Linked DNA regions of Mus musculus: region 1 is linked to region 2. A link is a loop called in an ENCODE intact Hi-C map of the cell type or tissue named here. Cell type or tissue: gastrocnemius. All regions are shown on one strand. Links, peaks and the distances in the headings refer to the core of each region. The heading gives the core; the rest is flanking DNA. Region 1 overlaps Lonrf2 (LON peptidase N-terminal domain and ring finger 2). Region 2 overlaps Aff3 (AF4/FMR2 family, member 3).

What was found. A loop is a pair of places that touch in the nucleus more often than their neighbours do. Peaks named below come from ENCODE experiments on the same cell type or tissue, not always from the same donor. Only the 100,000 strongest peaks of a DNase experiment are listed, where the experiment ranks them.
Region 1: it touches region 2 in a loop (6-fold over the local background); 32 of 42 quality-filtered maps call a loop at or near these places.

The regions. Positions count from the first base shown.
Region 1 is chr1:38,780,403-38,797,347 of GRCm38, reverse strand. Lonrf2 (LON peptidase N-terminal domain and ring finger 2) reads left to right here. Exons shown (of 12, transcript NM_001029878.2): 12 at 1-3,679. Among named protein-coding and RNA genes, the nearest start is that of Lonrf2, 48 kb to the left of the region's middle. In gastrocnemius, for the core only: CTCF peaks have their summits at 8,213 (motif pointing left) and 9,699 (motif pointing right); DNase peaks (open chromatin) are centred at 6,125, 8,225, 9,703 and 10,805.
Region 2 is chr1:38,181,155-38,189,154 of GRCm38, reverse strand. Aff3 (AF4/FMR2 family, member 3) reads left to right here. Exons shown (of 22, transcript NM_001290814.1): 18 at 2,148-2,219; 19 at 3,737-3,830; 20 at 7,491-7,540; 21 at 7,672-7,895. Among named protein-coding and RNA genes, the nearest start is that of Gm16150, 34 kb to the left of the region's middle. In gastrocnemius, for the core only: a CTCF peak has its summit at 3,459 (motif pointing left); DNase peaks (open chromatin) are centred at 3,448, 6,547, 7,417 and 7,679.

The sequences.
Region 1 (16,945 bases), core at 4,728-12,727, 600 kb before region 2:
GTAGTCAAAAATGAGTTAAGAGATGTGTGTCCATTGGGATGTCAAACTTACAGCCAAACGCATTGTAAACAAAGTTTTATCTTTATTCAACTGGGGAATTTCCATCAGATAATGATAAGTGCAACTCCCAACCTCCAGTGCATGTTGGGAATGTCATTTGGAATAACCCAGACATTCTTGCCGCCGCCTGAGCAGCTGGTGCGGACAGCCTGCTACTTAGTCTGTAAGATGTGCATCTGACTGACAATACCCTGCTGAGCTGATCTCAGCGGCACCTTCTGCTTTCTTCATTCAAGGTGTGTGGGTTTAATTTAAATGTATATTTTATGATACAAAATGTTGATGGCTTATCAACCCATCAGGCATTTTATTAGAAAGCCGTAAGATCAGAGCAATGTTGATTTTATTGTTCTTTTCAGTAACTGAAACTCAGCTTCACCATGGGACTTTGAATAAAAACACGCATCTCATTTACTATGAACCTTTGACTTCACCCTTGAGAGGGGATAAAAGCCCTTTTGAGCAAGACATTCCACGCATTAAGAGTTCAACTCTATTTAGCATTTATGACATCATCTGACCACTTAAAACTGTAACTCTTGTGACAGAAATCCTTGACTAGAGTTTGCTCATGGCAGTTAATGGGTTTTGAATTATTCTTTTTCTTTTTGGGGGGGAAAAAGTAGGAATTGGTATTGTTACTGTTTCTGTACGGAAGTGTCTATCCAGTGTGAACATAGCTTCTCCACGACTCTACTGGAAGTTTTGTCTGTGCTGAGTTAGTGTTGGGGAGGTTTTCTCCTACCTGCTGACGTGTTAGCTTTTATAACTTACCGAGTTCAGAACCATTATGCTGCTCTTCCTGGTTCTGTCCACCTCTTTTTTCCCCTCAGTGTTCTTACGTAAAAGCCCCCATGGCAGTGATGCTAAGGAGAACAACACAAGTTTTTGGGATTCAGTGCCGAAGAGAACGTGGCATGATTGTCACGTTCTCTGTTACACATTGCACTGTTGGGAGCAGACCAGTAGTCACTGGGTACTTTTAGGGGATTCTTGGTTATTGGACAATTTCAGTAGCACAACAGTTAAAAGTACCACGTTCTCTCTGAACTGTACTGGGTGTCGATTTATAAATGGCAGCTAACAATGAATACCATTGAGAGAGAAGTTTACTGTTCCAGACAAAGAGAGGCTCATGGCCTAGATTCTGTGAGAAGCAGTTATGTCAGGCGGCTAGGAGTGCAGGTGATTCTCAGGCTCCATTGTATGGGTTTCAGTTTTAACAGTGATGGATTGTAACAGCAGCAGGCAGCAGAAGAGACCCTGACTACCCACCAAGCCCTTTCTTGATGGCATCATACTAGATGTGCAAAACCCTGTTTTCCAGAATTACAGACAACTCCAGAGCGCCTGTGCTAGCTGTGTGGCTGTGTAAAATGCCTCCCAATCCATTGTTATTCCTAGAACAAACTGGAGCAAGCTCTTTGGTCTGAGCCAACTAAGAATTTAGAGTTTCTTTCTTCATGGCTCTAACTGGGTTGCAGCAGCTCGTTCTGAGCAAGTATGCACTCTAGGAAGAAAGAAACTCTGTAAGTCAGCAGACCAGGTCAGCGGAGCCCATGCTGGGCTTAAGCAGTAACTCCCCCACCTTCCCCAACCACGGTTAGGAGTAGCAGGGTTTAGTACATTTCCGTAGTTTGTATGGAGATTAGAAGGAGACAAAGGATTTCCAAAGATGCTATGTTTGACTGGAACGCAGCAGGCAGGGTTTCCACAGACTGCAAAGCATAGAAGAAAAACCCATTCCCTAAAGCTGAGGTAGAAGAGGCCCCTCCCTATCAGTTGACAGTAACCCCAGTGGCTGCTCCTGCTTCTAATGAGGACATCCCTTAAGGCCAAGTGCACAGTACACAGTGGTCCTCTGCTCTCCACTCCCATACTGCCTAACAGCTTCTGTTTCCTGATGGTTATGCCTAGTGTAATTTGGAAGTTGAATAGCTGGGGTTGATTACATAGTCAGCTTCATCTGGCCCAAAGCTCCTCACCCTTACTTTCAAGGCCAAGGTTCATAGTGAGTTCCTACAAGAGTGGGGCTGTTAACAGACTTGAACCTGTCGTATCCCGCAGAATCCAAAAGGATGCTTACCTTTTGTTACAGGCCAGAGAAAACTCAAATAGTTTCTGATTCTCTTGGGTGAGACAGGAATTCCATCAGCCTTCACACAGCCCCTCATTGGTGTGTTTTTTTTTTTTTCTTTTTCCCCTTGGTACCTATTGGCATTCTGTAAATCACACTATGTGGTGGTCTGAGTCATTTTCAGACTCCTCTTCACGGGGAGAGCATAGCAACAGACCAGCTGCACACTGGAATCACAGAGCAGCCAGGCCCCATCGCAGTGCCTGAAAAGACAAGATGGAGCTGTAGTAGACCTCTGTGCCATGGTCCAGGTGTGCTGGTGGCTTTTCCAAGAAAAGACTTTCTCTGTGTGGATGTTTAAATGAGAAATGCACACACATGCAGACTCTAGTATCTGAACACTTGATCTGCACTTCGTGCCACTATTTGGCTGACATTATGGAGGCTTTAGCAGGTGCAGCCTTGCTGGAGTATGCATGTCCCTGGGGGTGGACTTTTGAGAGTTTATCGATTTGCCCCACTTGGAGTTGCTCTCTGTGCTTCACGTTGGCTGTTGAAGATGTGACCTCTCGGCTTCCTGCTCTGGCTCCTTGTTGCCATGACTCCCGTACCATATGGGCTGGCGCATGCACTCTCTCTTCTCTCTCTCTCTGTCTCTCTCTCCTCTCTCTCTCTTCTCTCTCTCTCTCTCTCTCTCTCTCTCTCTCTCTCTCTCTCTCTCTCTCTCTCTCTCTCTCTCTCTCTCTCTCTCAGCCATGGTGTTTATCAGAGCCAACAGGAGAGTACGCAGTGCACCTTCACAACTGGAATATGACGGAAAGCTGGACAAAGCTTGAGTACTGTGAACCATGTTGAAACCCTTGGTAAGTCTTTGCTTTGTCTGCTTCCGCTGGGGTCCCCACTGCAGACAGCACTGTTTTCGAAGTAGACTTTCCACCCTGTAAAGCTATTTCCTTGACCAGCATTCCTTCCATACAGCTTATACCGCAACACACTTTTGTCCACTGAGCTTTGGAAAAAGTGGCTAATCGGTAGGTTGCAAAGCTGCCTAGTCCTGCCTCGTTCACTTGTGATACTTACCACCTGACTTACCTTACAGCTGATTTACTAAGTCCTGCCTCGTTCACTTGTGATATTTACCACCTGACTTACCTTACAGCTGACTTAGTACCCGTGAAATGATTGGTACCACTTGAGCATTGTGAATAATTTTTCTTTATTTAGAACAGGTTTGAACAAGTTAAGTCTCTATCAATTAACATTATGTGTCTTGCCTCTTTAGAGGTCAGTAGTGATGTGGAATATTCACCCAGCTTCGCGCTCTCATTGGGACAAAGATGCGAGTAGCAACATTTGGCATTTGTTGTTTCTTACACAAGACTGGTTTTTAAATGTTGCAAATGTTTACTTCATTGTATTCTTTTCCCTGTCCATTTCAACTCATTGAAATTGTGTATCTAATATGTGATATTTGGACTAGATAAAACGTAAAGTGTTGTAAATGTTTTCAAATAAATAATCACTCCCAGATAACAAGGTGAATGACGAGTTGTAAGATATATTAAATTGGCTTTTTTGGTGTGGTTCTAATGAACTGCCATAGACTTCTGGCTGGAAAACCTAGAACAATATCACTCCACAATCCTAGAAGTTGGAAGCTGAAGGCCAGGTGGTGGCACAGCGCTGCTTCCTGTGACTTCAGGGAGACTTTCTCTTGCATCTTCTAGCTGACCCTCACTAGCGTTGGCTCTTAGATGAAGGTCTCAAATCTCTTGTTCATTTGTATATGGCCTTCTGCTCTCTTTGTGCTCAATGGTCTTCTCTGAATATATCTTTTACTCGATTTACCTAAAAACAGTATTTTCACATAAGACCATGGTGGTGTGTGTGTGTTTGTGTGTGTGTGTATTGTAAACTTGACACAAGATAGAACCATCTGAGAAGATGAACCCTCATTTAAGAAAACACCTACATCACAATGCCCTTTGGGTAAGCAAATTGATGATTCTGCTTGCATCAGGGAGTTAGGCAAGTGGGAGTCCAGTTTCTCTCAGATGCAGCTACAGCCTTAGCTGAGCTCACGGGGCTCAGCACTAACTGGGATTCTAGATGGATCCTACAGCATCCTAGATGGGTCTGAAGTGGCTAGATCTTTATGCTGTCACTGAGATCAGTCACCAAATTTGAGCATTCTAAGAAACGCAGTGGTTGAGGTGAGGTAGCCCTAAAAGGGTTCATGACAGCTAAAAGCCATTTGCAAATGAGAACTCCCAGTAGCCAGGACAAATAGTTTCCCATCTGTTTTAGTATGGACCCTCCATTACACATGCCTTCTTTTTTTTCTCTTGGATATTTTCTTTATTTACATTTCAAATGTTTTCACTTTTCCAGGTCTCCTCTTCGGAAACCCCCTATCCCATCCCCCCTCCCCATGCCTCTATGAGGGTGCTCTCCGACCCACCCACTCCTATCCTCCCACCCTGGCATTTCCCTACACTATGGTATTGAACACCCTCAGGCCTAAGTGCCTCTCCTCCCACTGATGTCCAACAAGGCCATCCTTTGTCACATATGTGGCCAGAGCCATGGGTCGCTCCATGTGTACTCTTTGGTTGGTGGTCCAGTCCCCAGGAGCTCTGGGGGAGGGGTCTGGCCTGTTGACACTGTTGCTCCCTCCATGGGGCTGCAAACCCCCTCAGCTCTTTCAGTCCCTTCTCCAACTCCTGTATTGCCCCCCCCCCCCCGAGCTTAGACCAATGCTTGGCTGTGAGCTTCCTCCTCTGTATTTGTCAGACTCTGGCAGAGACTCTCAGGAGACAGCCATAACAGGATGCCTTCTTAAGGCAAAGCTGGTACCTAGAAAGCTGGTACCATGGGCTAAGATGCTGGATGGGATTCACACCAAACATCACAGAATCACTGCCTGAAGTATCCATGGAGCCCCAGCCTCCAGGATGAGACAGGTCCTGACAGACCCACCAAGTCATACATAGCACAGGACAGCGAGAATCTGTCCGAAGATGGAGGAGTGCCATCCACAGTTGTACACAGATAGGACCAGCTGACCCAGCCACCACAGGAACAAGTAACACAGGCCTTCTTGGGCCAGTACCACTTCACATCCATGCTACATTAGGGATTGTGTAACACCAGACAACAAGAGGAAAATGGCCAAGCTTAGTGTCCGTTCAGTAGGTTTTGGTGTGTCTAAATTATGGCAGTCCCATACAGCCTCCATCAAGGGGCATCTTGAAAGAATTGTGCAAGATAAGCCTCACAGTGGACATTGTTGAGAGCAGTGCACCTGCTTGTCTACTTTGTAGAGGAAGGAAAGCAAGCCAAGTCAGAATACAGATGTATCCACAGACAACACCAAACAGCTTGTCTGGGGTTAGGATCTTGGAAGATCAAGTCTTTGAAGGTTTGATCTGATGCAGAGGCATGTGGGGACATCTGAAGGCAATAGACAGAGAATAATGGCAGTCACATTTCATGTTAGGTTTCCTAGAGGCCATCCGCCACAGAAGATGTGCCTCGTGACCTAATAGGATGACTCAGCCAGCCTGTGCCATTGCCCTAGGGCCAGCCCAACAGTGGGAGAGGTGGGGACTGTGAGTGGGTCTGACGGTGCAGACATTCATTTGCCAGAATTGACATGTCCTGCTCTACAAATCTCCAGTCTGTCATAACAGAGACAGGTCTGCGTGTGGAACAAACTGACAGCACTGGATCCCTTTCACCCTATAAAGATCAGTAACTCATTCTAATAGAAATAGATTCCCTTGCCTGTTCTGACCACAGAGCCCTTCAGAAGTGCCACCAGGGTGCTCCTAGCATGCTTGTCTAGCTAGCATTGGCTATCTGTGTCACTGTCAAAGGCCTGGAGATCTTCCTTACAGAATAAAGGTGTGAGAACCAGCTGGAACCAGGGGACAACATCTCATGAACCATCCTGGCTCACAGTCAATGAGGTCTGTTAAGGGCACAGGGCCAACTCAGAGATGCAAGGACAGAATGCCACTCTCCGCCGAGATGCAGGAGGCTCTTAGAGTCGATCAGCTTTATACAGTACTCTGCTCCCATTCAGGAGAACCGAGGAGCGGTGCCTCAAACTCCCAGGAATTTCTTGGAACATTTCTGCTTCCTGTCACCCTGGGTGCATGCTTTCAAGATGAAAGTGCCTGGCTCTCAAGGGAGACTTCTGTCAGAAAACATGGCAAGAGACCAGTTGAACCACACATTGCCATTTCAATATGGGCACTTAAGGAAGACCAGGAACAGTTGTCCTCCTGATGGGAAAGGTGGTTGTCTAGCCAGGAAGGGGAAGGGGGTGCCAGCAGCCCTTACACAGCACAATGAGGAAGAGAAGACTTGCAGAACAGAAGTGACTCCTGAGATAGCGCTTGTTCAGTGTGGATGGTTGTAGCTAAGTGTAGCTGAAGGATGAGGGGCTCACACCTCTCAGGAAAGCCATTGGGGATATCTGAGGCATAGCTGAGGACGAGGCTAGACCAGACCCTATAGATGCAAACTGTGAGACACAAATGATAGCCCTGGGTCTCTACAACAACACAGCCAAAGATGTTGGCATTCAACTTCCTTTCTACTATTTTCTTTTTCTAAGGCCCCAGAAAACAGATACAGGAATTCCTGTGTGACTGAGAAGCTGTTCTGCTGCTGAGTCATGTACCCTCTCCCCATCCTCCTCAAGTTTCCCCTGAGAAGATAAGTCAACAGGGATCTTGCAAGAGAAACCAGAGGGGCTTAGGGTGGACTGTAGCTAGCACACATAATGCACCTTCCTGGCTCTTATGATTAAGCCCTGCTTGATGGCTGCTGCCCATGCTGCCTGTATACAAGCCCCTGCTCTCTGCTCCTTTTAGCAGAGCTGGCTGAGCCACAGAGAGCTGCCTTGCCTGTGGTCATTCTGCATTCTGAACAGCTCACATCTGAGCCTAATCAATATGGGTCTATCAAGGCTGGGCTCTGCCTGCCACGGGCCATCACCGAGGGATCATTCTGGTGACTGAGCTTATTGATGGCCTGGCATTGTGACTTGACTGCTCCCTTGACCCACACCGCCTCCCCTTCCCTTCCATCAGTGTCAGTTCCAGGGGCTCGCTTTAATAACCATTCTGCGCACCAGAGTCCATCTGGTGCGCTCCAGCTGTAACATCTTTCCCAGCTGCGGAATGTGCAGGCTGCAGCCTGTGGTGAAAACAAAAGCTAGTATCTATCTGAGCAATGCCTACTGGCCGCATCAGAAATGGAGGGGAAGCAAAGCAGTAAACAGTGCTCCCGGATTGTCTCTGCTGTTCCTGTCTCTCGATTCCTGCCTTTGAGCTCCTGCCTAGGGTTTCCTTGAGTATGGACTTGTAAGCTAAAATAAACCCTTTCCTCTTCAAGTTAGTTTTGGTCAGTATTTAAATACAGCAACAGAAAAGCAAACCGATATATCCTCCCTCTACTGTTTGTCAACATCTGGAGTCCACATGGGTTCCCAGTCTTTACATATGCTCATCGATGCTGGAGATTCATGCAGGGTCCTCAAGAGAAAAAAGCCAGTCAGCCTTTCTAGACTGTCTGAGGGGTGTCTAGGGGGAACTGACCAGTCTGTTTTGACTGCTGTTTACCAGGTAGGATTTGGGATTGGATGTTGTCTGGTGTAGTCAAAAGCAAAGGAGGCTCAGCATCCAGGTGTCCCTGGTACAAGGTGAATTTTGAAAAGTGAAAGCAGTTACAGGTATGGCTGACAAGAGCCAGTGGCCACTCAGAAGAGTTCATTGTGGCATTTCTTGCCTGCCCCATGATCTTTAAAGGTAGCATTTCCCTTTTGCATGTGGCCCCCTTTGAATTAATCCTCACAGCCAAATCAACAGAAAGTCTGAGTGTTTGTTTGTTTTTGGAGTTTGTTTGTTTGGTTGGTTTGTATGTTATTTTCTTTTTGGTCAAAGAGAAAGATGGGAGACAGGTGACGAGAAAGGAGGGGAAAAGGAAGAAGTGAGCATCTTTTCAATTAAGTTCTAGTGGGAAGACAGATGAGTAGAGAGGTGTAGCTTGTGCCACCTACTGGAAATTCTGAGGCACTGCAAGGGCAGAAACCAGGGTACTAGCTACAGGTAAGATTTGGATCAAGTAAGATTTGGATGACAAGTTTGAGCTAAGATTCCACAACAAAAGGCTTCACAGTGCTCGCCCAGACCTTCCCAAGACAATTCCCTTCCTTGGAAGACATGGGCAGACTTGCACTTCTGATGGAAGAGGTTAGTTTGAAAGATCTGGTCATAACGACAACTCCATTTTCCCAGTGGGCTACATTGTTAACGTGCCATTATTTCTGCTTAGTCTCCAATTAACAGTATGTCAGAGTCTAGCTGTGAGTTCTCTGTCCTACAATCTCTTTGTCAGTCAGCTAACACAAGGGCTACAGGAGATCTCAAATTTTAAGATTTCTTGGGTGAGTCCTCTTGGGAAGCCAATGATATACGTACCTTAAATCATATCTTCTATCAATTCATGTGTGTGTGTGTATCTTCTATCGATTCATATATATTCAACCACCTCAAGTGATATTTTTAAAATATTGGACACAACTGTACAAACAGACAAGATGGCAGACTGCTCATTATTAATCAACACTGTCTAGATTCAGTCACAAATCTGCCACAGGAGGGCTTCTCCTTGAGATGAGAAGAGCAGCAGTTGAGCAAAGGAAAGAAAGGGTTTTTTTTTGGGGGGGGCGGGGGTAGCCCTTGTCCTCCTCACAAGGAAGGTTTCAGAAACGTTACAGGCCAGTCTTAGCATCTGTTAAGAACCCACACATATGACTCTTACAGGACACACCGCAGCCGTCTAGTCTGGTGGGATCTTGACCGATTGCATTTGCCATTTCAGAACTGAGTCCTACAGACCCAAGGAGAAGTGGTTCAGAGTTCACTACACCTTGTCTCAGGCAGGTTTTATTTATAGCCAGAGAAAGGGAAGTGAGGGACAGAAAACAGAAGGTGTGAACGGATCCCACTAAACCACCTACCTATGTTCAGGGGACTTAACGTTATGTGGGGGAAGGGGGAAAAAAGACCCTTTCTAAGCTGTGCCAAGCTCAGCAAGTGTCCGCAGCAGCCACATGCAATCCTTCCCTGTTCCCATGCACTTCGTCTGGGTGGTGTTAGCAGAGGCTTCCTTAGTGCTTACACTTGTATGTGTAAATGGGGGTATAGCTTCAAACAATACATGTAGACCCCCCCAATTCTGTCCCCCATCTCCACCTCCTGCATCTACAGGTCACACAACAGTTCCCTCCATCTCACCTGTCTCTAAGATGCAGGGAGGGTGTGTGAAGGGCTGGGAGTGAGAGCCTACAGGGCAGAAAAAAAGAATTGAAGGTCAGCCATCCCCAAGCACGACGTTTACATCCCCTCAGCAGGGCCTGGAGGGATGTGCTCAGACCACACTGGGCCTCACAGTTGCATGCCAGGGAGACACTGTCCTACAGGCTCAACACAGCTTTGTAGGGAAGAAATAGCTGTCACACTCTGTAAGTTGCTGTGCCTGGCAATAGCCACATGGGGTCACTGTACTCTCAGGAAAGAAGGAACGTCAGCTGCGATGTCTGTCTGGACTGGTTCAGACTGGGAACCAGCTAACTGGCTATGGAAGAGATGAGACCTTCTCTTTCCTGCAAAGATGAGCGTCTATGGTCAAGTCCACCTCTGCTGTTAGAAGAGGAGGGCCTCAACATGGTGGACTTTGAACCAGGAGGCAACCCTCTGAAGCGTTACTCTATTCTAATGACGAATGTCATCTAGTCTAATGACTAAAATTCCCATACCTTCCACATTGGCTCACAGCTCCGGGAAAGCTACTGAGCCTCTCTCTGGAAGGAAATGATTATCCAATAAATCAAGGTAAAAGCCAAGGAATAGGGAAACCTGGGTGGTAAATCAGTTTCTGGCTCGATCAGCTGGAGATGGTGTCAATGAACCATCCTTTTAGCTGAGCAACCTTGAATGAGCTGCCTGGAATCCAGATCCTTGCTTGCCTAATTTACACACTAGAGATTATAACATACACCTTGGTTTGGAGTCAATGCATACGATACCTATCAGGTAAAACATGGGGTGAGCAATCTGCTTTTGAGACTATGGGAAGAAGACAGGGAAGAGAGGCTCAGAGTAGCCTAGGGAAGGCAGGGGCAGAAGGACCACCAAGTCCTTGGGAGATCTCAGCCTCCTTCTCAGGTGAGATGTGGGCATAGGAGTGGAGCTTCTGAGAAACTAAACCCAGTGAGAGTCAGAGAGGCCCACACCTCCACAGTGTGGGGACCCCAGGAGCTCACTGAAGCACGGCCTTGAATGCTGGGTGGTGCTAACCTAGTCTTTGAGGATACATCCCATGAGGTCTGGAATTACTGTTCTTTGGTGCTTGGTCTAAAGCCAAAGGAGAATTTCCATTTGGTTTGGAACTGTGCCTTGGGGGTGTCCAGCAGAGCCGCCCCTACCCCAACTCTGATGTCATTGCTTCCTGTTCAGCTCATGAACAGCTCACGTTCATTGGCTTCATTTTTGCCCGCCAGTGATTTCGTTTGATGAATTACTGGGCTTGGCACTAAAGCAGTCTCTCAAAGCCTGGGCCCCACACCAGCAGCCTGGCATCATCCAGGGATTCACATGGGCCCCTTTCACAACTTCATCACAAGGTCAGGGATGGAGACCAGCCAGCTAGTGCTGACACAATGTGTTTCAGAGGCTGAGACGCACTGCCGTAAAGGAAGGGGTCCACCAGGGTCCTACCAGGGTCACCCTTCTTACAGTGGCCCTTTGATCCTTAGCATCCCCGAGGCTACCTTCCCCACCCCCCTCTCCCATCCTCTCTGCTCTCCCATCACATCATCTAGCTGTGGGATAGCCACAGGTTAACCAGGCATAATTCCCGCTGGTCCACAGAAAATGAATGTGGCTCTTCTCAGCCTTCTCCCTTAAAGTGCAAGCTTTCTTAGGAACTGCTAAAAACAGAAGAATGCGCACCATAGGCCAAGACAGCTCCAGATAATGAAGATGGGAGTGTATAGCTGATGATAATGGCTGCCATTGATTAAGCCATTATCAAAGGGGCAGCAATAATGGGGACAGCCAGGACAAGCCACAGCAGCTGGCATGTGTGGCCTGTTCAGAAGCCTGTGGGATTTCCAATTATTGTTGCACTTCACAGAGGAAGGGTGGCATGGAGTCTGGGAGAGTTAGGCAGCCTTGCCTACATTCGTACATTGGGGATAGAGGGGGCCAGCCTTTTACCCACCCCAGGCAACCTTGCCCTGGGCTAACATCACCCCAGCTCCTAGGGTTTTACAGTGCTCCAAAGGAAGAGGATCCTTTAGTTCTTTAAGGCTGAGCAGATATATACCTCTTAAGATATCTGGATTATCATGTCTACTGAGCGAGCATTCTCCCTTAAGTCTGAGGTTTATACAGTCTGTGAAGGTGAGTTGAAAGACAGGCTTAGTGGCCACACTTGGGAGCCACATTGGAGCATCTTTGCCTCTCTGTGACTTGGGAGAAATGTCCCATTCCTTCTGGGGTTGCTGTGAATTTGGGTATGATATGGGTGCCTCTTTGATCACAGGAAGCCACAGCATCCGTCTTTCTATGGCTCTATACTCCAGAGGCCTGCGGTTGGGCAGCCCTCGGCCCACCCCAGCCTCCAGCCCTCTGATACTTTGAGGTCTTGGTCTGAGACTATCTTCCTGGAGAAAATGGGCAGTTCTAGTCCTGGGGCTGCTTGGAGCAGACCTCTGAGAGCAACCCCTACCCCACAGCACGGCTGGTCTTGCCCAAAGTTAGGGAGTTTGGTTATGGGTATTGACTGCCACCTCCTGTGGGCTCTGCCAGGCCACAGCCACCATCGGAGCCTTCTGTCATGGAGCCTGTGGCAGCAGAGCCTAGGGCAGATTGAAGGGAGTGGTGCACTGGCTCAGATCGGAGGAGCAGCAAACCTGTCTGGTGCACGCACCCTAGGAAGGACAGACTCTGACCTTGAACAGTTGTCCCAGGCACCTTCCACCCATGAGGACATTTCATTTTCCCTCAGTTCACTGAGAAAGAGTTGGTGGGAATCTGTGGTGTTTGCAAATTTCCGAGATCTGAGTTCCAAGCCTCTGCTGTGGAAGCTCCCTACATGGTCACCCTTGATGACACGGCATGGGGTACCCAGCTGGTCTTAGGCAGGGCTAATGAGGTTGCCAGCTCTACTAGAGCAAGCCACGTCCCTTCGAGGTCATCTGCTCTGGACTTTTGGCCACCTCCTTATTCTTACACCCTCAACAGTGATGAGCACAGCGCTAGAGTTTGTACCACACTCTGCCTTGGACAGGTGGTCACTTTGTCATTTCATTGGGACACCTGCAGCATGACGGTCTCTTCCCAGGGCACACACCCATCTACTCAAACCAGAAAGAGAGCCCACAAGAGACCAAAGGAATGATAGTACCAACGTCCAACTTGGTGCGCCAGTGGTCATTGCCAGGAGTGGGGCTGGGGAGGGGGGGTGACTACCAACAAGTAGCAGAGCTACTACAAGTAGCAGAGCTAACTGAGAAGCAGCAGCCTCACGGAGAAACCACCCCAACATGGTGGCCATTCATGAGAACTAGGCCCCTGGAGCTCTGCACCACTCGGGCAGCTAGACAGTCAGAGAAGGCTCTGCCCTTTAGCTCATGGTCAGAACCTCGCTCCCAGCAGTTGTTTATGTCTTTTTATACAGCCCTGGTGGGGCCTCCTGAGACGTCCATGTTTTATTTGCCCAGACCTGTTGCCCTTTGCATCTAGAGCCTCCCTGCTCCCTCCTGAAGGAAATGGTTCAATTCTGAGGAAACCAACTGCCATTACAACAGCACGTCATGGAGAAGCCTCTGAACCAAGATTGAACCATGGTGGAGCCTTCCCTGCATTGAAGGAGTCCAGCCAGGTGTACCCACACGACTGTGGGTACCCAGGTACAGGTGGGTAACCAAGCCTGTGCCCATTTCACACATGTTTGGCGGAGCCTTGTTGGCCAGCATTTACAAGTGGAACATTCGAAAACACTTCTTCAAGGATATACCAGGGCTTTGTACCTGTTCTCAACCTATGGGCCGCAACCCTTTTGGTAAACCTCTATGTACAAAAATATTACATTATGATTCGTAACAGTAGCAAATTACAGTTATGTAGTTGTAACAAAAATACTTGTAGGGTTGGGGGTGGTCACCACAGCATGAAGAACCGTATAAAAGAGTTGCAGTGTTAGGAAGGTTGAGAACCAGTGCTGTACAGGAAATGGGGATGGGCCCTGCACTGCCAGGAGCTCTTACAGCATCTCCAAATGCCAGCAGGTGATCATCACAGAACAAACGAATAAGACAAATGACATTGAAGACATAGAGCCCACAGTGTATATTGTATACTACTTCTTATATAAAATACATTCAACATGCATTATACTCATAATGTATTATATAATATATTGCCTGATATGTTAAATAACTTATACACACATACACTTTTCTAAGGCAACAGTTTCTCCTTCTCTTCCACTGCTGCTGCTTCCACTTCTTCCTCTTCCTCTTCATCTTTTCTTCTTCTTCTTCTTCTTCTTCTTCTTCTTCTTCTTCTTCTTCTTCTTCTTCTTCTTCTTCTTCTTCTCCTTCTTCTTCTTCTTCTTCTTCTTCTTCTTCTTCTTCTTCTTCTTCTTCTTCTTCTTCTTCTTCTCCTCCTCCTCCTCCTCCTCCTCCTCCTCCTCCTCCTCCTCCCCCTCCCCCTCCCTCTCCCCTCCCCCTCCCCCTCTTCCTTCTTCTTTTTCTTTGGAAATCTTCACTCAATTTTGGGGTTGAACATATTGTTCCTCTCTGGGTGGCGGCAGTAGGTTTCTGTTTTAACATCTGTGGGATAAACCAAGCACTTCCCAGTAGTGAGGCAAGAACTGAGAATAGTCGGCAACCCATAATGCCTCTCTATTTTCTGAGACTTAGGATGTAGGTGACCACCATTGTGGGTACCACCAAGGCCTAGAGGTCTGTTTCTCCCTCTCCACCATCCACCTTCCCTTCCTGAGAGCTCCCACACCTGGTGTCACAGCAGGCACTGAGAGCCACTCCAGGGACACACCCTCTTGAGCAGGCAGACCCAGCTGGAGAACAGGACCAAAGCCCTGAACCTCTGGGCTGGGCTGGGCTGCCTGCCCTCCAGCAGTAGCTCAGTGTAAGGAGCAGGGCAAACTGTGGCCCTCCATAACTTCTCACTAGATAAGATGGTGACTGTGAAATGTCCCACGATGCACTAGGTCAAGCCCAGTAGTTTCTAGGGTTGGCCTCTCTATCCAGAGAGTGTTCCCTGAGGACTTATAACAGAGCCTTGATGGGCACCCACTGCCTCCTGAGCCTCTGGGCTCCAGCGCTTCGGATAGGTAGCCATACCCGATGCCCCGAGCCACCACTGATTTTAGCCCTCCATACTCCCACAGGAGTAGAAGCCTGAGCTCTTACAGACCCCTCTGAGCCTCTGCCTGTTTTGACCCCAAACCCTAGAGAGCCATCTCACCCCAACACATAGGAAGCAAGAACCAGGTGCACCTCAGGCCAGAGATCAACCAGCACAGGTGGCAGGCAGGGCATACCTACTGTCTACAGGTGCCAGCCGTTTCCTAGCAACTGGAAAAAGGAATCACCGGCTCTTGTACAGTGACACCTGGTCTAGAGACCACATTGTTCCCACCCAAGGAGAGGGGAGCAGGTGTATCCTACTGAGAATATCAAGTTCTAACCGCTTAGAGGAGGAGCAGTTCTGGGAGATTCTCGCCCTCTGACTCCCTAAAGGAACACTGTAGTCTCCACCTCCAGTCCTGTATGCAGTAGGTGCCTAATAAATCCATATTGAACTAAAGCTGCTCATCAACTCAAAGTTGTTGGGCTATGGATCCCATAGCCCACTTATTATTATTATTATTATTATTATCATTATTATTATATGGGGGCATATTTTGTCTGCATGTATGTCTGTGCACCACATGTGTGTATGCCTGGTGCCTGTACAGGCTGAAAAATCTAAAGACAATATGGATCCCGTAGAGCTGAGGTTATGGAGGCCATGTGGGTGCTGAAGATAGAACATGGCTCCTCTAGAAGACAAGCCAGTGCTCATAACTACTGAGCCATCTTTCCAGGCCCCTGTAGTCTGTTCTCGAAGGGTTGTTTGTCCCTGTGCCAATAGATGCCTGAGTGTAGCTTGGATTTACATGTGCTGCAACCCATTAGCCAGAATGCCTAGCTAGAAAGCGTCAGTAAGAGCATGAGAGTAGAACTCAGCATCCTGGTTCACATCAAGGACTGGGCTAGCCCTGGGGCCCAGGAGGTATAGGTTAGGGGATGGCTAGGTCTCATAGGGGAGAATTTCTAGCCTCCTGGGACTCTGGCCCACAAGTGCACAGTTAGTTCAGGAAAAGATGTGTGTTCTGAAGAGATTTACCCTTAAGAGGTTCCACGTGATAAAGCTTAAAAAGCAAAGATTGTTTCCCTTAATCAGAACGTTCCCCCCAGTAACACCCCTGCCACCAGTGATGGCGGTTAGGGAAACAGCCCTTTGCATATGCTGGCTGAGGGGAAGATGTTGGCAGAGCCCCATGTAAGATGTGAACACAGGCTCAGAGAGAACACAAATGGCCTGCCCAAGTGTCAGCGATCTATCTTCCTTCTCTCAGGAGCTCCTTCCCAAGCCTTGGATAAACCTGTCCTCCTTTTATTGTTTCCCCTTTTCAGACCCCCGCGTGCTCCCCCTCCGGCCCTCCCCCCCCCCACACATATATATATACACACAGGCGTTGCCACCAGTGATGGTGGTTAGGAAAGGCTTAACCAAGGCTTCCTTTCTTGCCTGTGAGGAGCAGAGATGGGAAACTTTGTATCACTTGCTCACAGGTCTGGCTGTCTCTGTGAGAGTATGTTGAGATGAGATTACCATTTAGACCAGCGGACCACATAAAGCAGGTCTATCCTATCATGGGTGCCAGTCAATGAGAGTAAAGAGAGGAGCCCGGGTAGTGGGAAGCAGCTTTCACCCCAGGATGTGAAAGCTTTCTGCGGGAAGCTTTCAGCCTTCATCTGAACTAGAACTTGACTCTTCTGATCCTCCAGCATCTTCCAGCCTTTGAACTCAGACATCAAGTCCGCAGAGTTTAGATTCACGAGCAACAGGATGGCTGCACATTGACTCAAAGCAAAGGTGGGAAACTTCACATTAAAGAGCTGCCAACGGGAAACAGTGCTCAGTAAAGTCAAGGTCCCTTGGAAGCTTGCTCCCCCACCCCCACCCACAAAGGGACAGAGGGCGATCCACACACAGGCACAACCCTGCACAAGGCCTGGCTGGGGTCTCCTAGCAAAGATGCCCGGTGTCAGTGGACACCTGTGGGAAGCATTTTTCCCCTACACTGTTCACCTGTGAGGTGGTGACGGGCCGATAAGCTTGAGCTAGCCTTATTGTTGTTTCTTAGTTCTCTCTATACAATGTATCTCTTCCTGCTCAGAGGTCCAGCTGCTCCCGCTGTGCCACACAACTGGGATCCACACCGCTGGGATACTCCTCATCAAGGCAAACTGGTTTGATCACTGGCATCTCCCTAACTTAACTCCCCCCCCCATCCCAACCCCAACACACACACACACTTTTTTTTAAGTTTAAAGTTTTTGGAGCCTGTATTCCCTAGTATATATAGGTTTTTTAAAAATTGATATACAAAGGCAACCACATGTGCAAATCACGTGGTGGGGGGATGGGACGT
Region 2 (8,000 bases), core at 1-8,000:
CTTACGGTTCTTTCTTTTTCTCTTTTTTTCTTTTCTCTCTTTTTTTGTTTGTTTGGTTTTCAAGACAGGGTGTCTCTGTGTAGCCCTGGCTGTCCTGGAACTCACTCTGTAGACCAGGCTGGCCTCGAACTCAGAAATCTGCCTGCTTCTGCCTCCCGAGTGCTGGGATTAAAGGCGTGTGCCACCACTGCCCGGCCATCTTAAGATTCTTGCCCCTGAGTACTGTTAGGTTGGGAATCACTCCCAACTCATGAATTTCCAAGTCACTACAAACTACAGCAAACATGACCACAAAAGATCCAACTTTGTGTGTGTGCATGCATGTGCATGCATGTATGTATGTGCGTGTGTGTGCATGTATGTGCGTGTGTGTGCATGTATGTGCATGCATGCATGTATGTGTGTGTGCATGTATGTGCATGCATGTATGTATGTGCGTGTGTGTGCATGTAATGTGTGTGTGCTGTGTGTATGTATGTATGTATGTTTGTATGTGGCATGTGTGTGTGTGTATGTGTTATATATGTGGTGTGTGTGTGTGTGTGTGTGTGTGTGTGTGTGTGTGTGTGTGTGTGGAGGTTAGGGGGTATGTATGTGTGTATGTATTTTATGTGTGTAGTGTGGTGTATGTATGTGTGTGGTATGTTTCTGTGTGTGCATGTGGTGTGTGTGTATGTGTGTGTTATCACTAGAGCCCCAGAATGAGAGGAAAAGAGAATGGGGCAGAAGACATAATGGCTAAAAATCACTGAACAAAAGACAGATTCAAAAAGCCAAGAAACCCCAAACAGGATAACCCTAAAGACATACCAAGACATGCCAAGACACACCATGACAACATGGGACTACAAAACCCAAATCCTGAAAACAACCATAAAGCAAAGGCATGTTGTCAGTGCTGAGACCACCTCCGAGGACAGCAGTGGTCTCCTCTCACTGGGGCAGAGGGAGTCTAAAAACAACCTTCCAGTGCTCAAGCTGGAGTCAGGCTAAGGGCACCAGAAGCATGTGTCTCTAGTTGACCCACATCTCTTGCTTCCCTCTCCGGTTCTCAGAGCATAATGGAAGGTTGGAATGGAGATAAAACAAAAACAAATTGTATTTGGAGAGTGCCAGAATACAACCTAGTTATTTGTAAACTAATTAAAAAAAAACTTAAATAAAAAAAATTTTTTTAAGAATGAAGGAACTTCCTCAATAAAAAAGACGTGGTGGAAAAGGGAATCTTGGGGTGTCCAGGAGGAAGAACATTTGTAGCTGTGTCCACAATAAACTGTTCCTTCGAGTGAGCTTTGTAAATGGTTTGATGGTTGAAACACAATTTACACCACTGTCTGGTATTCAAGATACTATGACTTTAAAAAAGGGAGGTAAAGACGTCTGTGCCTCATCAGTGTAAAACATCGATGCCATCAAACGGCAGTCACACAGACAGGGCTCTACCCTGGGCAAGCTCTGGGGTAAGCTGCAAAGGGCTGCTCTCGGAACTTAGAAATTCTGCAGCAGCAGGATTACTTTCTCAGCCGTTTTCAGCAAGCCGCTTGCTATGCCAAGAGCTTCACAAAGTCAAATCTGAGCACTACATCCAAGTACCAGGGTGAGCTTCAGCTCTATCCTCAGTGGCGCAGTGTGGTAGAAATGCAGAAATGACGCCTACCGTATCTGTGAATGCTTCTCGAGCTTGCAGCACTCCTGAGAGTTGGTTCTGTGTCATTAAGGTACAGAAGGTAGCACATCATACAAGCCATCTCTTTCCAGTTGGCACAGTAATGCCATCAGCTAGCTTTTAAGGCAGGCTTGTCAGCACTGTGTACACCGATGGATGTACTCAGGTTGGGTTCAGTGGTTAAGAACACCCACTACCTGTGCAGAGGACCCAAGTTTGAATCCCAAAACTCAAAGCTACTTTGTGACTTAGGCTCCGGGGGATCCGACACCCAGTCTGTCCTCCATGGGCATCCGCACCCATACATTCCCATATGTACATACATGTACACACATATACACAAAAAGACACACACATATACATAAAAAGAAAGGAAAGAATGAACACCTGAGGGTGGGGTGGAGAGCCATAGAAAAACTTCTGTTGATACCCAGAAAGAACTATTTAATTCCTTTGCTTTTTTATCTTTTTTTTTTTTAAGGTATGCTATGAGACTAAAAACCCACTCAGGCCCCAATGCCACACCAGAGGACAAACAGTTAGCTGCGCTTTGGTAAGTATAACCCCAGCTCTGCAAATGGGGTGCTGAGCTGCCCTGTGCTTCCTGGAACCTCCAGACCACTTTCCCCTAAGGTACCCTGAGTTCACGGTTGACCACATCACAGGGAGAGAATGATGACAGTAGTCGATCAGGGTAACCAAAACCAGCAGCCCCCTGTCTCAGAGAAATCAGGTGAACAACAGACACCCAGTGTGGACCTCTGGACTCTACACATGCATGGGTAGGCATGAGCACATACATATACACACATGTGCCCACACACAAAAGCGAAGTCAAAACAGCGGGCCCCACCTCAGTTCTTTGAACGTGAACTGTGCTAAATGGAATTTTTCTTACACTTAACACTTTACATGCAGTCAAAATCATGGACAAGTTACTCTGCATGCCGAATCAGTATGCACGAGTACCCACAATCCATTAGAGTTATCAATACACTGAACCGAGGGGACGCTCATTTTACTTAGGTAGTAAAATAATTTCTTCCACACTAGCTAATGGGTAATTAATCTCCCTGCACTTAGGATTACAGCAGTAAGGGCTGTGCAGTGATTACTCTCCCCACAGCATCTGCTCTGCCACTTCAACCCATCTCTCAAACTGTACGGCCCCTCTCTTAGTCTCTTGTCCTGTGAATTCCAAGTGGTGTGTGCCCTCAGCAGGTTCCCTGAGCTCTAGGTCTAATCTGTGAGATGGAAGAGCAAATGGAATCTCAGATGGCCTAACCGCAAGGGAGACACAAGATGATCTTGAGCCGTTTGACGTGATTTCCTCGGGAGTTTGAGGTGCTAGAAGAGGTGGATCGGGTTATACTGGGCGCCTTGTGATTGTAACACATTCCTGATCTGAGCTGGGGAAGAATTACCCGTGTCAAGCACCAGGAAAGAATGAGTCTCAGGAAATGCTAAATATGCCCTTTTCTTTATTGAAGTACCGTGATGAGATTAATAAATTGACGGTGATTAATAATTAATGTTGGAATATATGTAGGTTATAAATAATTATACAAAACGTTGTAGTAAATGAGCAAACGTAACTAGCCTCAGATTAGTATTTCTGTTGTGGTTGTAATGCACTTTATTTGAACTGATTACAATCTAGTAAAGCGTTAACAAGCAGAGGTGATAGAATCTGGGAAATTGCTGTCCCGTCTGCGAGGCCAATAGCTCGCCCCATAAAGCAGGGTAGAATGTGCTAGCACTCCCGCAGGCTGTAGTGGGGAGACACTGCCCTCTGGTGGTGGAAGAGGAGAGTGGCCTGACCCTGTTCCCAACAAAGAGCTCTTCAAGCTGTTATTACACCTCATCTGGTGGTAAATGCAGGTATGGGGGTCCTCCTTGGAATCTTGAATCGTGTTTTTTTGAACAAAAGGAACATCAAATACTCATACACATACTTAAGATGGAAACATTTTAGAGGTATAAGTGTGATCAAAATATTGAGTCAGAAATGACAGGATTTGTTCTGGAGCTTCGCTGTGAAAGACACACGTTTCTCTTCTTCCCCTGCAGTTACCGATGCCTGGCTCTCCTATACTGGCGGATGTTTCGACTCAAAAGAGACCATGCTGTAAAATATTCAAAAGCACTTATCGACTATTTCAAGGTACTGCCTAGCAAATAGGCACCATGCCTCCTTGTGCTAGGCTCTCTCCCTGGCAGAGGCACCTCTGAAAGGCCTCATGCACCCATTGCCTTGAGGCTAAACCTGCCATCTCTGTTGTCCAGAGTCACCCCATTTATGACACACTTGTGGTTTGCAGGGCTCCAAGAATGGGCCTTGAGAGCCCAGATAACTTGTTCCCCTGTCTTCATGTCCTTATTTTTATGGCCTCTAAACAGAGAATGTCCAATTTGTCCCCAATGTCTAGGGGATAGATCTGTCCTTAGAGCAGACCTGATTCCTTATGTCCACGTAGATTCTTAGAAGTAACTACTTAGACCCACTGCCCTGAGTTCATCTCTTGTAGCTGATTTAATCTTTGATTGAAATGTCATTTTTAAGGATAGGAAATGGCTCCTTATAGCTCAGAGACCCTCAACAGCAATGTGTGGTGGTGACACAGATCGAATCACAGCCATGGCAACTTTTATCTCAGAAAATTCAATTACTTTCCTGAGAAGAATACAAAACTATCAAAACAAATGAAGAGCACCTCTTTGCTGCGCTGTTGCAAGTGTACCTGAAGTTAATCATTTGTTCAAAATGTCATTTGTCTGAGATTACACCGTCCTTGTCTCCACCCCTCCTTTGTCACACACATGCATGCACACACATGCACACAAACACACAGACACACACATACACATACATGCATACACATACACACACACACAAATACATACACACACATACAAACACATACACAGATACACACATACAAACACACAGACACACACATACAAACATGTACACATATATACACATATACACAGACACATAAATATAAATACACACATGCACGCACACACATATATAAACACACAGACACATGCACGCATGTGCATGCACGCGCACACACACATCTTTTTTAGTCATTTATTGACATCCTGAACATCTGAGAGACCAGCTGGATGGTCAGGCTACTCTGGTGATGCTCTGGTCTGTGTCTGGTGCACTGCCATTTTCTAATTGTTCATATGGAATGACTGCTGCGGAGCAATGAGATAGCCTGGCAGGCTTGTCAGGAGGCAGAGGCAGGAGGATCGCTGCAAGTTCCAGGCCAATCAGATCTATACAGTGAGACCTGTCCCAAACACACATAACAGACATGGGAGAGGAGGCAGAGAGAGTGACTTTCAGATCAGAATCTAAGGGATGAATTGCTATATAGAGTAAAACCGAAGATGCTTGGAAAAGGAGTAAGATAAATTCTGTGATCCCAGTGAGTCCTGGCAAGCTTTTAAAGGATTGTTTTCAGTGTGTGTATCCAGTCTGAAAGTATGAACAAAAATGGACAGAGAAGGGAACAGAAAATCAGTTTCTCTTCTAGGAGTTATGGGCATTTGTATGTTTTTAAGTATATTTCAAGTGGCAGGTTACTATTAATAGTGTACAGTGTGGTTTGCTGTACACTGCACCTGTTAAATTGCTGCCACCATCTTTGTGACAGGACATCTCAGATCTGTCCCTCTCTCCCAGTTCTGACCACATGCCTTCAGGGGACCTCCAAACCTTATCCTTCCTGTTGAAGTTTTGTAGCTACTAGGTGCCCTTTGTGCCACACTCTAAGGATCGTTTAAATACAGCTTGGGGCCTGGAGCCTGCAGGCTACCGTGATAATTTGGCTGTGAAAAACATGCTTTAGCAGTCCGTCTCTAGGGAGAGATTGTCTCTACCCATGTCGTGAGGCTTACAGACTTCCATCCATTCAGAAGCTGCCTGCAGCCCCCAGACGTCTCTCCCTCTTCCACGTCGCGCTCTCCTGTCCACAATGTTGACGTGAGGAGACACAGGTGAAGAGCCTCACGTCAGCTAGGCACGTCAGAACCGTTCTGGCAGGAAAGAGAGGGAACCCCCTAAGGTGATATTTTCTTCCCGGCTTTCTCCATGAGACACGTGAAAGTGGCAGTCTGTGACTCTGTCCTGTGTCTACACTTGCGGAGAACCTGAAAAGCCAGTTCTTATCATAGTGGTAGCTTCCCCACTAACACTGGATGGCCAGGCACTTCACGAAGCTCCTTCTGCCGGAAGCACCTTCTTAGGTGGGCATGGTTTCTTGTCCCTGAAAGGAAGAAATGGTGGGACCCTCATTGTCCTAACCCCTCCTGGTGTAGACTACCCAAGAAGGCAGGTCAGGCTCTCAGGAAGCCCGCTGGCTGCACTTGCCAATTTCTCTTGGTTAAGAAAACACTTTCCAAACTTTTTGGTTTGGGCTGGTGTGCTGCCTCAGAGGCTAGACACGTGGCATCTAGCTGCCTGATGATTTGAGTTCCATTCCCCCAGGACTCACATGGTAAAAGGAAAGAACTGACTCCCACAAGGTGTCCTCTGACCTCTACACACCCATGGCATGCTCTCACACACAGCCCTACACACACACACACACACACACTTCACACACAGACACATAAATTTTTTTTAAATTGCTTTCTCTTGCTTGCTTATATGTTTCTGCTTTGTTGTGGTGCCTTGGATTAAACCTGGGAGCTTCTTATACCAGCCAAGCAGTCTGTGACTGAGCCACACCCCAACACAGGGAACCTTTAAATGCCTGATGTAGTACCTAGCCCATGAGATGTAATATCCAAGCCAGACTACCTCTGGAAGTCAGGGGCTGAGGATAGAGCTGAGCGGCAGAGAGCTTTCCTGTAACACCTTGGGCTCAGTGCCCAATACCACCAAAGGGGGAGGGGACATCTCAGTACAATTAATTGGGCTAGTAATAAGGTACCAATAAGTGTTAGAATTTCTAAATTTTCCATTAAGAAACACATGTGAAGCCGGACAGTGGTGGCGCACGCCTTTAATCCCAGCACTTGGGAGGCAGAGGCAGGCGGATTTCTGAGTTCGAGGCCAGCCTGGTCTACAAAGTGAGTTCCAGGACAGCCAGGGCTATACAGAGAAACCCTGTCTTGAAAAAACCAAAAAAAGAAAAGAAAAGAAATACATTTGAAGCTATTACTTTAAGAATATTCTCTTATTCCTTTAAGAGAAATAAGTTGTTGTTGTTGTTGTTGTTGTTGTTGTTGTTGTTGTTTGAGACAGGGTTTCTCTGTAGCTCTGGCTGGCGTCAAACTCCAAGATCTGCCTGCTTGTCTCTGGAGTATTGGAATTAAAAGCATGTGCCACCACACCCAGCATTAAAAGAAATAATTTTAAACTTTGTAATTTAAAACAATAGGGTTTAACGACACACTTCTTTCAAAAGCCTCTGTAGATGATCTCTAAAGTTAGGTGCAAGGCTTGCTTATTGTGGAGAAGGGAAGAGTTCCTACTCTGTTGAGAAGATTTAGACTAATTTCCAATTAAAAATAAACAAACAAACAAACTCTGGATTGGCTCATCGTTCACCAAACCCTTGCAGTTATGACTAATTCCATGCCTAAAATTTGTGTGTAAAGGCATATATGCACACTTGTGCACACACACATTCATACACACTAGTGTCTGCCCCGAGATTGTAACTCCCCGCTGCCGCCATCTGTTCTCAGTGAGTCTGCGCTGACCTACAGAATCTTAGTAGTTATTGTCACAGTTGACTGAAAATATGCTGCTGTCACTTAACCAGTGCCACTCACTGTACCAATTTTCATTTCCCTGCAGAATTCATCGAAAGCTGCCCAAGCCCCATCCCCATGGGGGTCCAGTGGCAAGTAAGTTCACTTTCCCCAAATGCAGATAAACCACGCATTGCATGACGCGATACCTGGAGGGAGGGGCTGCCCTCCCTGCCTGGCCTGCTCCCAACCTCTCCACTCTGGATTTTCTACCTCTCTTCTTCCAGGAGCACTGGAAGCCCATCCCCCATGTCTCCCAACCCTTCTCCCGCCAGCTCCGTGGGGTCTCAGGGCAGCCTCTCCAGCTCCAGCGGCCTGTCCCCATCGACCATCGTCAGCATCCCCCAGCGCATTCACCAGATGGCGGCCAATCACGTCAGCATCACCAACAGCATCCTCCACAGCTATGACTACTGGGAGATGGCTGATAACCTGGCCAAGGAAAACAGAGGTGTGTGCACAAGCCCTGGAGAATGGGGACCCGCCCAGGCACAGGGAAATATGCCCGAGGGGCATTGGCGATCAAATTTCACAGTTTACAAAAGGAGAAAGAAAA